Regions from separate parts of the Homo sapiens genome. Here region 1 is linked to region 2. A link is a loop called in an ENCODE intact Hi-C map of the cell type or tissue named here. Cell type or tissue: PC-3. All regions are shown on one strand. Each heading gives the region's core, and the rest is flanking DNA. Links, peaks and the distances in the headings are about the cores only.

Region 1 (7,696 bases), core at 1,822-6,821, 690 kb after region 2:
GTGCCTCTCTCCTGGCTTCTGGTAATTTGCTGGCAATCAATGATGTTCCTTGGCTTGCAGAAGCATCACCCTGATCTCCGCCTTCACCTCTATGTGGTATTCTCCCTGTGTGCATGTCTGTCTCCAAATTCTGCTCCCCACCTCTTTTTGAGACACGGTCTCGCTGTATTGCCCAGGCTAGAGTGCAGGGACACCATAATGGCTCACCACAGCCTCGATGTCCTGGGCTCAAGTGATTGTCCTGCCTCAGCCTTCCAGTAGCTGGGAACATAGGTGCATGCCCATGCCACCACACCTGGCGATTTCTTTCTTTTTTTTCCTTTTTTTTTTTTTTGGAGAGACAAGATCTCCCTGTGTTGCCTGTTGCCCAGGCTCATCTCAAACTCCTGGGCTTAAGTGACTCTCCCACCTCAGCCTCCCAAAGTGCTGGGAGTATAGGCATGAGTCACTATGCCTGCCCAAGTTTCCCCTTTTTATAAGGATAAAAATCATATTGGATTAGGACTGAACTTAGTGACCTCATGTTAACTTGATTAACTCTGCAAAGACCTTATCTCCAAATAAGGTTGCATTCTGAGGTACTGCAGTTAAGGACTTCAACATGAAGTTTTGGAGGACACAATTCAACACACAAAAATGTTATTTTTAAAAAGAAGTTGCAGCCAGGCTCAGTGGCTCATGCCTGTAATCCTAGCACTTTGGGAGGCCAAGGCAGGTGGATCACTTGAGGTCAGGAGTTCAAGACCAGCCTGGCCAACATGGCGAAACCCCGTCTGTACTAAAAATACAAAAATTAGCTGGGTGTGATGGCATGCACCTGTAGTCCCAGCTACTCGGGCAGCTGAGGCAGGAGAATTGCATGAACCCTGGGGTCAGAGTTTGCAGTGAGCCAAGATCGTGCCATTTCACGCCAGCCTGGGCGAAGAGCAAGACTCCATCTCAAATAAATAAATAAAATAAAAAGAAGTTACTTAGCCACGTACGGTAGTGCATGCCTGTAGTCTCAGCTACTCGGGAGGCTGTGGCGGGAGGATCACTTGAGCCCAGGAGTTTGAGGCTGAAGTGAGCTGTGATCACCACTGCACTCCAGACTGGGTGACAGATCAAGGGTGTCTCAAAAAAGAAAAGTAGACATTCTCTAAGTGAATTGATTTCTTACAAAAGGTATGACATCATGTTGCTTTGTAAAGACAAAGAAAATAACACCATTAATAAAACAGACTCAGAAAAAAGAAAAAGAGACCCAGGAGCAATTCAAGAGTTCACAATGAAGAATGCTTTTTCAGATTAAATAAAAAACAGTTCTTTTCTACTTGTGGGATTTTGCATGGAGGCTGCTATAGAGAAGGGTGCTTGTGAGAAGATGCCTTATAAAATGAAATACAAACGTTCCAGTGATTTCTGCAGCATTCAATCTTCCCAACAGTTCCCTGAGCTGAATATTATTACCCTCACTTACCAATGAGAAACTAAGCCTGAGAGAGGTTAACTACATTACCCCAGGCTACATTTGGTAAGCGGTGGGGCTGAAATTTGAAATCAGACTGTTGTGACCTCAGACCATCACATGCACTGGCCGGAGTAATTTTATGAGTCCTGGTTGAAGGCCAAGTATTCACCTTTGCAATGGATCCAAAAGATGCTGCCCAGCACACAGTCCAAAGAGGCAGTAATCCTCCAGAGGGAATGACCATGTATCATCCACAGTGCTCAGGGTGTCTGCTCCACATAATAGATGCTCAACAAACAAAACCTTTGTGAAGTCACTGTACAGCAATAAGATTTATTTCACCTATGGAGGTAGTGAAATTTTCTTTGGCAGTTCTGGAGGTTAGATAGAACCTAAAAGTTGATAGCTTAATAGAAGCATTTGTAACCCCAGCAAGATAAACAGACACAACTTCAAAGGCCAATTCCAATAAAATGCTGAGGGGCAAGAAAACCTGGTTTGTTCTTTCCCAGATTCTCGTCACCTGAGGTCAGGAGTTCGAGACCAGCCTGGCCAACATGGGGAAACTGTCTCTACTAAAAATACAAAAATTACCTGGGCGCGGTGGCAGGTGCCTGTAATCCCAGCTACTCGGGAGGTTGAGGAAGGAGAATCGCTTCAACACGGGGGCGGGGCGGAGGTTGCAGTGAGCGGAGATCGCGCCACTGCACTCCAGCCTGTGTGACAAGAGCGAAACTCCGTCTCAAAAAAAAAAAAAAAAAAAAAAAAAAAAAAAAACAACGCTAGCAAGTGGAATTATTTCAAAAGCAACAGCCTTGTTTCCTGAGTGATCTGAGCTCAGGAACTCTGCCTGGGCATCTAGACAGGAGAAAGTATCTACAGCGTGGGGAGATCTGAGTCAGAATTATAGAGCACAGTGCTGAAGCCATACATTTTCCTGGATTTAGACAGTTTCCTCCTCCATTTGCCTTTATTTCCTTGCATTCTCTTTTCATCGGCTCCATTTTTGCTGAGTATTCCTTTGCTTTATTCCCAACGAAAATCGAAAAGACTTGATGTTCTGAGAAATTCTGAGACTGGCAGTTTTGATTTTTCTTAAAAGGATAAAAATTGCATCAGTCAACACCTCCCTCCACACTCCCCCCACACACATCCTCATCTTCCTGGAAGATGATACAGTATCCTAGAGCGTTGTGGAGAGGATGGAGAGGTCAAGGAAGCCCTGGCTTTGCAGAGGCACCTGTCAAGTTCGGGTTAACAGCTGCCGCCTGTGTCTGCCCTCTGCAGTCCAGGGAAATAGTACCCACACGGTGAGACTCCACCGATCCGGAACTGGAGAGGGTGGGGGGTTCTAAGGTTTAGTGTGACACAAATGTCAGGGCAGAACTTTCAAACAGGCTGAGCCCCAGTTCAACGTGGGTGAGTGCGCCTGAGAGCCCAGCTCTGGGAATTGAGCAGACTGAAAATGTGGAGAGTAGTTTGGCCAGTGAAAAATTGTCACCGTGTTCGGATCAATGCTTTGAACCCGCTTTTAAGTGCGCCACGTTCACTTGGGTCAGGCTCTGGACATTGCGGTGGGCTGAGGTTTTCGCGGGCACGATCCCCCACACTGAGTTTTCATGGAGACGACCAGGGCCGTCGAGGCGGGGAAGGGAACGGACTAGAGGCTGAACTTTGGCTTCTTGCTCTGAAAGATCACTCCTCCGGTTCCGGGGCAGAGACTCAGACCAGCCTGTGGGATTACACGAGACAGGATCGAGTCCAAACGGGTCCCCAGCTCGGCAAGGCGCGCCGGAAGGAATCTAAGTGTTTAATTAACTGCCCCCTTCACACACCCCCCGAAGGAGAAGGAACTCAAATAGGCACCCCTACCCAAATCGTTTGATCAGAGGAAATTGGGTTTGTCTCTCCCCCACCCCCCACCCCGTCCCTTCACTCTTCCTGTGTTTCAGTCCATCGGGATTGTTGGTTAAAAAAAAAAAAAAAAAAAGGCTTATAATCGGGGGCGGGGCAGAGGCTCCGAGCGAGCCGCACTTGCGACTCTGGACCGCGGTTGGTGAACTTTTTTCTCCCTGCGCATAATCCGCCTGCTGCTCTGCCCCACTGGCTGCGCGTGGAGCCGGTCCCAGGCCTGCTCGCAGCCCTGCCCCCGGGCGCGGCCCGAGCCGGGCCCGACCTCGCTTTCAGGGCCGAGCCGGGGTACGCGTGGGCGCGCGCCCAGCGGCCTCGATCCCGCGGCGGCGTCCGCGCTCCGCGTTTTCGCTCGCGCCGGGCCCCGCGGCCGAGGGCGGGGTGCGCGGCGGCGCCGCAGCGCGCGGCTCCGGAGCCCGAGCGCACTCCGCCTGCAGCCCAGCTGCCAGCGCCGTCTCCCGCGGCCGCCGCCGCCCGACAGCGCGCCCGGAACATGCCAGCCTCGCGCAGCCTGCGCTGACTTCCCCGAGACGCGCCGCGGTCGGCACGGAGACTTTCTGGGCTCTGGATGGTTCGTGCGCTGCTCACCCTCGCCCACCCCTGACGCCGCGGACCGCAGCTCCTCAGCCCCGCAGCCCCGCAGCCCAGCAGCCCCGCAGCGGCGCCGAGGACAGTGCAGCCGAGTTGCGTCTCCCTCGCGCGAGGTGAGTGGCAGCCTGGATCCCGGCGGATTCCGCAGAGGGGGCTGCGGCGCGGTGGTGGGGGGCGAGCGCCGCAGGGGTAGGGCCGGGCACCTTCGCTGGCACCGCCGGAGTCTGTGACACCCAGACTGGGTCGGTGTCGCAGAAGATCAGGGAGAAGGTCATAATCGGTTTGTTGGGCTGTGTAGACAGGGAAAGCAGATATTGGCTGCAGCATCGCCAGGGCTCCGCAGAGGCTCTCCGCATGGCTCCTGTTTGCTGCATCACAACCAACTCTTCCCTTGGTTTTCTCCGGCGTGGAAACAGGTTCTGTAGCCCGAGGGTCGAGGCGATGCGGGGCGCCGGGAGGCGAGGGTGCGTTGGCGTGTTCCCGCCGCTTAGGATCGCCTGTCACCTACTGGCGTCCGGAGGGAGGGTACCGATTCTCTCCTCTAGCGCTGGGGAAAGGGGCTGGTGGCTTTTTGGCAGAGGCGAATCAACTCCCACCACTCTCCCCAACCCCCTGCCCCGCGATGGTGTTTGCTGAATGTAGCACAGATATAGGGAAAAAATGGGAGCGTCTTCCTCTCTTGAGGTAGAAAAAGTTGAAGAAACTAGGCATGTTAATAGTTATTAGGAGCGGGACTCAGGATGCAGCAGAAAGCTGTTAAATTTTCATTACCCTCTAAGAAAAACAAACGGCATCGCCAGTGACTATTGGCAGTGCTGTGTTATTCTTGGGACTTTGGGAAAATTGTTCACAGATTGTCTTCAGGAGGCTGAAGAACGAGGTTGGGGGTTGGGAGAGAGGGAGGACGGCTGCATCACGCTTAGTTCCAGCTTGCCTAAGGAGGGTTCAGGATCACAAGCCGAACGCGTTTGGTTGCTGATTTTTAAAAGGGTATCAGCGGCAGAACTGAGACCATGAACAAGGCAAACACACCACGGGAACCAGCCTAAAGGAAAAAAAAAAAGCACCAACAACTACAACCAAAAAAACATGTAAAAATCTGCCTCTCCTGCAGAGTTAACATGCATTTGTGCTATCAAATGGATGCATGTATATGTGTCTTTTAGGATAAGTTTTATGAATGACAAATCACTGAAATGGTATCTTGTATCTGTTCATGCATACAGTGTTGTCTACTGCCTCGTCTTAATCAGTACTTTGGAAGGCTGTGCCTGCAGTTGATGTTATATAATTGATGTGGTTCACCATCAGACATTTTTTAATGTACTTTAGGAGTAGAGGGAACTTCCATCTGTCTTTTCAGACAGGCCCAAGGTGTAGACTGGTGAGGGTTGCTAATGTTTGCCGTAGTCCGGCTCCAGATGTGTGAGCTCAGCTGTTGCCTGTCACTTAGGTGACAACTGGCCCTTTCCCACTAAGCCTTTGCTGTCTCCATTATCCTCAGTGAAGTGTCAGTGTTCAGCCGCCTTCTATTATCAGGAGTGGACTCTAGCCCCTTGGGAGCCGGCAGCCTTGTTTGACCGTCCCCAACATTATGTCTGTTTTCAGACTCTAGAAAGGAAAAAAAAAACAAAAAAAAATCCCATGACAGCAAGATAGATACATTTTGAATTGAGCATCAACTTAATCCAAAGATTCTGCTTTAATCAAGACAGTTCTGTAAGGATGACGCAGTATTTGTCAAGGCTTTTCTCTGGAACAATATTTACTCCCACCAGGGGATTTTAAACTTAAACAGCAGCCATTCATCTTGCTGTCTGGTGGAGCCTGGTTCAGTTTGCCTCCAATGTGGTCCTAGCCTTGGTGGCTAGGCTTGGCCTGGGACAGGAATCTGTCATTGTAGCCCAGCTGGAGCCTGAAGAAAGCAAAATACAGCACCTGCTGGTACCAGAGGGTTTCTAAATGCCATCAACTGGCGAGTCAGGAAACACAGAAGGAGATATTTTACCAGCTCTTCCAGAAATGTTTATACAAAGGATTTAGAGGTTAACAATGCATGTGCTCTACATATTAAAACCGAAAGGTGCTACAAATAAATGGATGTTACCCACAGTTAAGGGTTTGCACACTTGCTGATGAACTTGAAAATCTCCAAGTTTAATAAGTCATGGCTAATGTAGTATGATTCATTCTTATAAATAAGCCTCAAAAGGAAGGAAGGAAGGAAAAGAGGGAGGGATGGAGAGAGGGAGGGAAAAAGGAAGGAAAAACTGGATAGTTTATAGAGATAGACATATTGATGCAACTGAATGGGCTTAGTAAATTAATTTTTCCATCTTTAATTTGGTACTAATTGGCGAGTTATCACCGAGTGAGCCTGTTGGTTCATAGGTTTTAAAAAGAAAAATGATATATTTTACTAAAGTGACAGATTCAATCAGTTCTGCCAGTAACACCAGTGAAGCTTAAAAAGCTTATTATGTTTTTATAATCAAGGTCCATGGAAGCACTATTTGTCCATGGTGTGTGGTGGTGTAATAAGTCAGCTTGAGTCCCCCAGATAAAATCTAATATTAGCTAGGGAGAAATAAAGATCTCCTATAGGGTTAATAGCTGAACTCTTAACTTTAGAGTCAGATGTAGGTAAGTCTAGTTGTTCCTAATATTCTCTCTTTTGATAATTCTGAAAAGACCAAAAAAGTTAAATTTTGCAGTTTCTTTGATTAAGGCTTTTAAAAAGTAAGCTGAATTATAAGTTTTAAAAGTTGCATCATAATTTCTCTAAAATCTCTTATAATTACTTGAAAGCAAAATACAAAGAATTAAGTATTATGAGTGATTGTCTATAATACTCATGAAATGGAACAAGAATCTTTACAAAGTATTTTCCAGTAATTAAGTAACTCTCTTAATGGCCTATACCTATATTTTGGGCTCTCTAATATCATGGGAAACAATTTTCAGTAAAGATTATCATTACTTATATTCTACTTACTGCAGTTAATTTCCTGGTTAAAATAGTTTATAAAGAGCAAATTTTTCCTTTTAAAGAAAGACAGGAAAGCTACATGTAGTGGTGCTTGGCTCTATAGCCCCAGCTACTGGGGAGGATCGCTTGAGCCCAGGAGTTCAAGTTCAGCCCAGCCAACATTGTTAGACCCCATCTCTGGGGAAAAAAAAAAAAAAAGGTAATTTTAAAAAATCAAAGTGATTCTCATCTGTGAATAGAAATGTTAAAAGTATCATTTGACTAGGATAGACTCTTCCCCCTTGGAAAAAATAGCTGTCTCTCTCATCTCCATGTTATGTAAAATAATACCAACTGTTTAACCCTTATTAGTGAGAGAATATTAAGATTGCCTAAATCTATGTATGATTATTCCACAATAAAGAGAAGGAGTTAGGAAAGTGAAAGGATTGTGTTTCTGGGTTGCTTGGTTGGTCGATTGGTGTTTTAAGGGACCATTACTTCTTTTTCTTCTGGTCACAGAAGAAAGGATTATTGGATTGCACAATAATATCTTTAGAAGGTTGGTGTGAGCAAGCAAGTTGAGAGAGGGAAGTACAGTAATCTGGGCACCAAGTCCTGCATTGTTGCAGTTCCTCGAAACCTCATGCAGCCTATGGAGCCAGCGCTCCACAGCACGTTCCAAGGACCAAGATGGCATTGAGGAATCTGGAGCAGCCCCAAGCCTCTGACTTCCCCATCTCTGGACACACAGAAATGTAGCGCTTCATCTGCCC
Region 2 (7,696 bases), core at 1,585-6,584:
AATGAAAAAAAATCACAGTAAGTTACTGAACAGGAGAACTACACTTACCGATGTCTGAACATATAAAGAAGGTTAGGGTAGGGTGAAATGATACTAAAATACGTATTCAGCAGATTGTTGGCTTTCAATTTAATTGCCTCTCTATTCTACTCTGATTACTTTGGATGCTCTAGGGTGGCACAATGGGAACCTATTGTTAGTAATAAACCTAGATTTAGGCTAAAAATAACTTTAAACAGTTCTACCTCTTTCATCCTTTTGCCTGTCAAAACTATTGAGGTAATAAATTTCAAGTGCCAGCATGGAGAGAGAATTCCCAAAAATAGATCATGTTATTAAGAGCCTTGAGGAAATACTCTATTATAATTTGCTTCCTAGATAATTTTGTAAAATAGATATACAAGAATTATTGCTCAATGATCATAAAATTCCTGTGGAATTACATACTCTAGTAGTCAGTATGAACTCATTTTGGCCCACATGTTATGATAGTGAATACCACAGTGTTGTGGTGAAGGGTCAGAAAAGACAGAGAAACAAATGATGTAGGTGATCAGGAAGCCAAAACCGAGAGCAGAGGAGCTAAAGACAACAATGAGCCTGAACTGAGAAACAAGAAGGAGGTTGGGGGTTTGCGGAATGAAACTTCTTTGTACTTTATTTGAAGATTCACTTCACGAAAATGTTGCAATACTGTTTCCATCTCCAAAAGAATAAAGTCCTAGGTTTGGTAAGGAAGAGTAAATGGAAATTGCAAAAGGTCGTTTTCTTCCCAGAACAATATAAAAATTTTGGCTGCCTTTTCTGGCAGAGAAACATTGAATTATATTTCTTTTTCATATAAAATATGGCCTTTCTATGAGATAAGTCTTTAGGGAAATGAGCCAACATCCTTTCCCACCCTTACAAGCTGTCAGATTATTTTATTTGCTTTGTAAATTTGAATTTGCTAGAAATTATCCATAGAGATGGGCCAAATAGAAGAAATCAAAGTGATATACCACACACAATCACAGTCAACTCAATGTGAATGCAGTTCCTCATGGACTGATTCCAGACTGTCATTTTCTAAATCTCATCCATCAGTAGTCAAAACAACCTGAAGTTATTTGGTTTAGTTTTATCTGATAAACAGGGTCAGGTCTGGACAGCACCTTACAGAGAATTCTTTGGGAAATCTTAGCCCAGAAAGCAAGAATGTTAAAGAAGTTGCACTTTTCCCAATCAAGTTGAACCCATGGGGGAGGATATTTGATCTACTGGATGAATGAAACAGAACTGGATCTTGGTTCATTTTTACTCATTAAGAACTCCACATGCTTTCTGCCAAAGATTTTGCAATATCAGCTGAAACTCATTCCAAGTTGTCGTCCATATTCAAATATGAGACAATTCTATATTCCATCTCGTCATTGCTATAGTAAAAATGGTTTGTTTCCTTTTTCTGTCATAATGCTTCTAAGTTTTATATATTATGATGCTCTTCAGAAAGCTCCTTACATACAGTGGATATTCTCTAAGTTACTCTGTCAATAATGATGTAAAGTAGATCCACAAGTTACTTTTCTACCTAAAACCAATCACTAACAATAAGGTCGTGCATTAATAAAAGACTCTTGACTAGAAATCTCATCACATTTGATCATTAGTTATATCATAAAACCATGCCTGCAGTTTGACTTAGGTATCTACCACTGTAACCCCAGCACCTAAAAGCAAGCCTGCCATATCATTAAAACTTAATAAATATTGGTAGAATGAACAAATGCATTGAAGAAAGACTATAAGCCTAATAACTTTATTTAAAATGCTATTTCATGCCTTACCAGCAAATCTGTAAATGCCTTCTTCTATGAAAATGAATTACATCTAGATACTGCCTGATAACCTTCAGTTTAGTTGTAGAGAAGAAAATATAAATGGATAAATAGTAAAACCACCATCAGAACGTTGGGGTTAGAAAAAGGTTAAGAATAGTGTTATGAGAGTTAAGAAAGGAGACAGGGAATGATTAGCTAAAAGAATGAAGAAAGCTTCTTAGAAAAGGTGGATAATGATAGTGCCTTGAAGAATAGCTAGAAGTTTTTGTGATAAAAAAAAGACTGGAGTAAAACATTGTCCGGCAGTGTCTGGAGCTGGACAGCCTGAGTTCAAATTATAACCTCAACTAGTGCATTTAGCCATGTAATACTGGTGAAATTACTTAACCACTCTGTGTAAAATGAAGATGGTAATATTTTCTACCTGACAGGGTGGTTGTGAAGAGGATGCTAGCTACTCTATGAATTTTCCTGATAAAAGCACAATAGCAGATGAGTGGCACCTCTAGTAACAGATAATCTAGTTAACACTTAACCTGTGAAATATAATATTGAAATATAATATTGAAAGCATTCAAATAACATTACTAACAGCATATCTCAGAACATTAGGCCATCTTTGAACATGTGGCTCTAGACTGCAAACAGCCACAGCCAACCACTGAGGGACTCTCTCTGTCCTGTGTGGACAGACTGGATCCTTAGTAGTACTTCTATGACTTGGTGCAAGTCATCACCACATGTGCAGTGGTAGTAACACTAAGATTTCTCATTTGGCAACCAGCACATTTGACAAGAATATGAAACACTGGTGGGGTGGGGGATGGGAGCACAGGGGGCATGTGTATTCTTAGATTTAAACCTGTAGCTGCTCTTTTGTAAAATCCTTCTAATAAATATAACTTTCCTTCATGCTTTAAGGAAACATTTTTCATAGGATGTGAAGGATTTATGGTGGAAACTGCCTCACTGGAGATTCTAGGAAGCATCTTCACAGGGCCTAATGCTTTCTTACTTGGAACTCTCAAAGAAATGCAATTGAAGTGGCATATGATTCCTAAAATCATGGCAGGGCATTCGTCATTATCCTCATGAATATGGGATGAATGTTAGCCCTGTTCATTTAGTTTCTTCTGATCTAAGATCTTTTTATCCTGAAATTTCCACCCATAGTTGGCCTTTCATATCAAGCACAAAGACTTATGTACATTTTGTCTGATTCAATAACCTCTGGAGGAAGATAGCTAGTGTTATAGAAATGGAAAATTAATTAATAATACCATAGTATGCTCTTTTGTGCATCTCCATTATAGAGCAGCAATATGAGAAATTACTGGCTCCAACAAACAGGCATGTTTGTGTTGCTTTTTCTCAATTTGTGCAAGAACAATGAAAATCAGAATATTACTGTGGACAGATTTAACTCTGGGAACATAGAACTTCCTTCCAGTGCAATCATTTCAGTTACCTTTTCAAAAGGAAAATGAAACTTATTTTAAAAGCCAGGCTTACTTGAACTCAATGTACCCCCTGAGATCTGCCCCTCCCCACAATTGAAGCTTGTAACAGTGTTGTATTACAAAGACTATGAAGGAAATTGTACTCACTTTAAAATTATTTTCTTCCAATAAGTTCTTGTCTTCTTAATGAAATATATCATGTATTTACACATCATATTATCAAAAAGAGAAGACAAATAATTTAGCTTATATTATTAAATATGGCTAATTTAATATCCTACCACTACAGAAAGAAAATATTTGATTACTAAAACTGTTTTACTTTGAGGTGGACAAGAGAGGGCAGTCATGTATTTCATATCTAATTGTGCATACATTTTTCAGCTGTAAAGGATTGATTGGAGGAAAATGATTTTTTCAAAGGATTGCAAAAAATGTAAAATTAATATAAAACATTGACACACACATACTATTTTTTATAAGTAAAAACAAACAGGAAAAGAAACTTTTGGAAGATTACTATATAAATTGCTTTAAAGGTATTTGAGCAACCACATTAAAATAAGAGCAGACATAAAAATCATTTTCTGCTAGGCTTGATTTAATTCAATCTAAAATAAACAACCATTTAAAAATAATACTATTTGAAAAGAAAAGGAGAAAAACTCTTTTACAATCAAAATTTCACAGAAGCTAAATTTTGACTTGAAAAGAATGATGTCCTCTGACCTATAATATATAATCAAAATTGACAAAATTTATAACGGAAAAGAAGGGAATGGTCTCAACTCAGTTCCAACGAAAAGTCTGTTCCTGTCCCAAAGTACCTCCTAGTGACCTCCCATGAACCAGCCCACTGAACTGTCTGTGTGTAGGGGAGGTTGAGCTTGCAAACACTGTGTTGCTACAGGCCAGGAGGGAGCCAAGGGACAGGGCCTGCCCTGAGTCCTTGCCACTGCTGCCATTTTTTGCCCCCAGCACCACTCCATTGCATATCTAAAACATTTTCCTGCGGAGGATCCTAGAGCTTTGCAACTGAATTTCCTGAAATTTTTCAGCAGCCAGGTGTTAAATATAAAATCCCAGTAAAAGCCTTCAGAAAGATTTTCTTAGTTGACCTCAGAAGGAAAGGAGCCCTGGGGACAGCATCTTTATCCAAAGATCAAAATGTGAGGCAAACAGCCAGAAATAATCAGAAGCTTCAAAGCAAAGAAAGAAATCAGACTTTTTTCTTTTTTTTTCTGAAAGATAAGGGATTGTTCATTATAATCTTCTTCACAAGTATTCAGAGCTGGAGAACAAGTTTTAACTTTTGCTTTTTCTAATGTTTTAATGTTTTTATGCTCTTAAAGCTTTGTGTCTTATAATGGGAAAACTCAAAGCCCACTGGGTAGTCAGTTGCAGAGCAGAACTGTCTCCCCAGTCAATTTCAGTTTTTATCAAGACAGAATGCTCTGCAGAGGTAGATACATTTGTGAATTTGATCTTGTTGTTTATTGATCCTTACACAATTCTCTTAAATTGTCATAATAACAGCTATTACTCTGACACATTATCAATGGGAAATGAGGATTCAGAACAAAAAGGAGCTCGTCCTATTGTTGGGTAGTGAAGTGAAAGCAAGATTCATTTATTCATTCAGGCTTATAAAAATAGGCAGTTGGAAAAAGGGAATGAACGAGTGAACACTTAGTAAGCTCTCTCAATAAACGTTGAGTTACTTCCACTTCCAAATGTTCACCAATCACACAGAGTCAAGAAAAAAAGAGATCTCAAGCAGATTTAAAGTAGAATCTCCAGGGCACTGTCTGTGGCAGATATTCTCAAATTTTTGGTCTCAGAACCCCTTTATACCCTTAAAAATTATGGACCCGAAAGAGTTTAAGTGAGTTATATCTAGTTACAATTATCATATTAAAAGTTAAAACTGAAATATATAAATTAATTCATTTAAAAATAACACTAATAACCATTTTCTTATGAAAAGGAACTACCGTCTTCCAAAAGTTAGTTATAAAAGTAGAATTGTTTGACAGTTTTGAACATCTTTTAAAGGTCTGGCTTCACGGAAGTTAGCTAGATTGGCAAATCTGTTGTGATTTGTTGCTTCAGTTGAAGTATATGAAAAAATCTGGTCTCATACACATATATAGTTGCAAAAGGGAAGAGTATTTGAATAGCCATTTTAGTAGTTGTGAATATTCATCTTTTACGTTACATCAAAATTCAAAAAGTGATAGTTTCTTAAAGATTAGTTGCAATATGAAATCTAAAATCATATTCATGAATGCTTTATAGCAGGGGTCCCCAACCTCTGTGGCTGGTCCGTGGTCTGTTAGGAACCGGGCTGCACAGCAGGAGTTGAGCAGCAGGTGAGCGGGTAAAGCTTCATCTGTATTTATTATATTTCTTTATTTCAGACAGAGTTTCATTTTTTGTGCCTAGGCTGGAGTGCAACGGCACGGTCTCTGCTCACTGCAACCTCCGCCTCCCAGGTTCAAGCAATTCTCCTGCCTCAGCCTCCCAAGTAGCTGGGATTACAGGCACCTGCCACCATGCCAGGCTAATTTTTGTATTTTTAGTAGAGACGGGGTTTCGCCTTGTTGCCCAGCTGGTCTCGAACTCCTGACCTAAGGTGATCTGCCTGCTTCAGCTTCCCAAAGTGTTGGGATTACAGGCGTGAGCCACTGAAAGCTTCATCTGTATTTACAGCCACTACCTCCATTGCTTGCATTACTGCCTGAGCTCTGCCTCTTGTCAGATAAGTGCAGCATTAGATTCTCACTGGAGCACAAACCCTGTTCTGAACTGTACCTGTGAAGGATCTAGGTTTCATGCTTATCATGAGAATCTAATGCCTGATGATCTGAGGTGGAACAGTTTCATCCTAAAGCCATCTCCGCCTACCCCCTGGTCCATGGAGAAATTGTTTTCCATGAAACTGGTCCCTGGTGCCAAAAAGTTTGGGGACTACTGCTTTATAGTCTGTCTAGTTCTGTACATTGGCCTATCTTGCACCTTTAGTGGATTTTTATCTATGCATGATTTTTGTAACATCATGATTTGTTATTTGGAATATATTGGTTCACTCTTTTACATGGTTCTTCCAAATGTACAGTGAAAAATGCCACTGTACACTTACGAGAGAATGAGCTTTTACACACAAATAATGTACTAGCATTATGCCAAAATTATTTGACTCACAGACTCTGTGAAAGTGTCTCAAAGACCCACAGGGACCCATGCTACTAGAGAGCAGCTGCTCTATGGCATCATCATGGCCTTTTTTCTCGACACTATTTAATAAACACTGTTTAAACTCTCTATTGCCCCTTCTACTCTCACAAGTACCTTCATATCACCACTTTGACCTTCTTTTGATTTACCATATACAGGTATTTCTCATTTCAGAAACTTTGTTACTTCTACTTGACTTCTAATAAAGCTTTAGTTTAGATGCTCCTTTTCCCAAGAATCCTACTCTGACTTTCCTTAATTTGGGTTAGGTATCTTGTCTTAGATATTACTCAAATTAATAACTTTTTTTTTTTGAGACGGAGTCTCACTCTGTCGCCCAGGCTGGAGTGCAGTGGTGTGATCTCGGCTCATTGCAACCTCGCCTCCCGGGTTCAAGAAATTCTCCTGCTTCAGCCTCCTGAGTAGCTGGGATTACAGGTGCCCGCCACCACGCCTAGCTAATTTTTGTATTTTTATTAGAGACGGGGTTTCACCATGTTGGTCAGGCTGGTCTCGAACCCCTGACCTTGTGATCCACCCGCCTCGGCCTCCCAAAGTGCTGGGATTACAGGCGTGAACCACCGTGCCCAGCCCTCAAATTAATAACTTATTTATTTGAAATTTCTAAGTAGATTAAAACCTTTAGGGACAAGAACCATAACCATCTCAAAAAGTATTTGACAGATACTATATTCTTCATAAATCTTTTTTTTCATTGTAACAAATATTTCAAAATAATGATATGGAACTGCAGGTAATGAGATGGGTTTCTACTGCATTAAATTCGATTTTTATCGGTCTATATTTGCAGTATTGAAGTAACTCAAGCCTGTTACGTGGAATTTTATCTTTGTAGGCAAAAATAAACTTTCTGCTAAAACTTTCCATTCTTCAAGGGACAGTTCAGGTTTCACTTCCTCTAAAACAACAATAAGTGTTTCTGATCACCTCTGTCTAACAACTATCGCTCATTCTTTTAAACATATGTAGCCCTAAAGTATTCTTATACTGCTCATTTGGCAACTTGCCACGTGTTCTTTATCTTGGAGTGCTGGTTACTTTGGGTCCATGTTTTCCCCACAAGTTCTGAGCTTCTCAAGAGTAGTGACCATGTCCTCTTTACTTTTGGAGCCTCCCTATACATTTCACATTTTCTTGGTACACAGCAGATGTTTAGTA

What was found. Peaks named below come from ENCODE experiments on the same cell type or tissue, not always from the same donor. Only the 100,000 strongest peaks of a DNase experiment are listed, where the experiment ranks them.
Region 1: it touches region 2 in a loop (8-fold over the local background); 44 of 110 quality-filtered maps call a loop at or near these places.

Annotation. Positions count from the first base shown.
Region 1 is chr12:42,585,834-42,593,529 of GRCh38, reverse strand. PRICKLE1 (prickle planar cell polarity protein 1) reads left to right here and starts at 3,784. Exons shown (of 8, transcript NM_153026.3): 1 at 3,784-4,065. RefSeq lists an enhancer at 2,504-3,061 and a silencer at 3,531-3,780. In PC-3, for the core only: CTCF peaks have their summits at 2,735 (motif pointing left), 4,258 and 4,458; no DNase peak of the experiment used is centred there; H3K4me3 peaks cover 4,437 bases; H3K27ac peaks cover 854 bases.
Region 2 is chr12:43,278,250-43,285,945 of GRCh38, reverse strand. No RefSeq gene overlaps it. Among named protein-coding and RNA genes, the nearest start is that of LINC02461, 130 kb to the right of the region's middle. In PC-3, for the core only: a CTCF peak has its summit at 3,621 (motif pointing right); no DNase peak of the experiment used is centred there.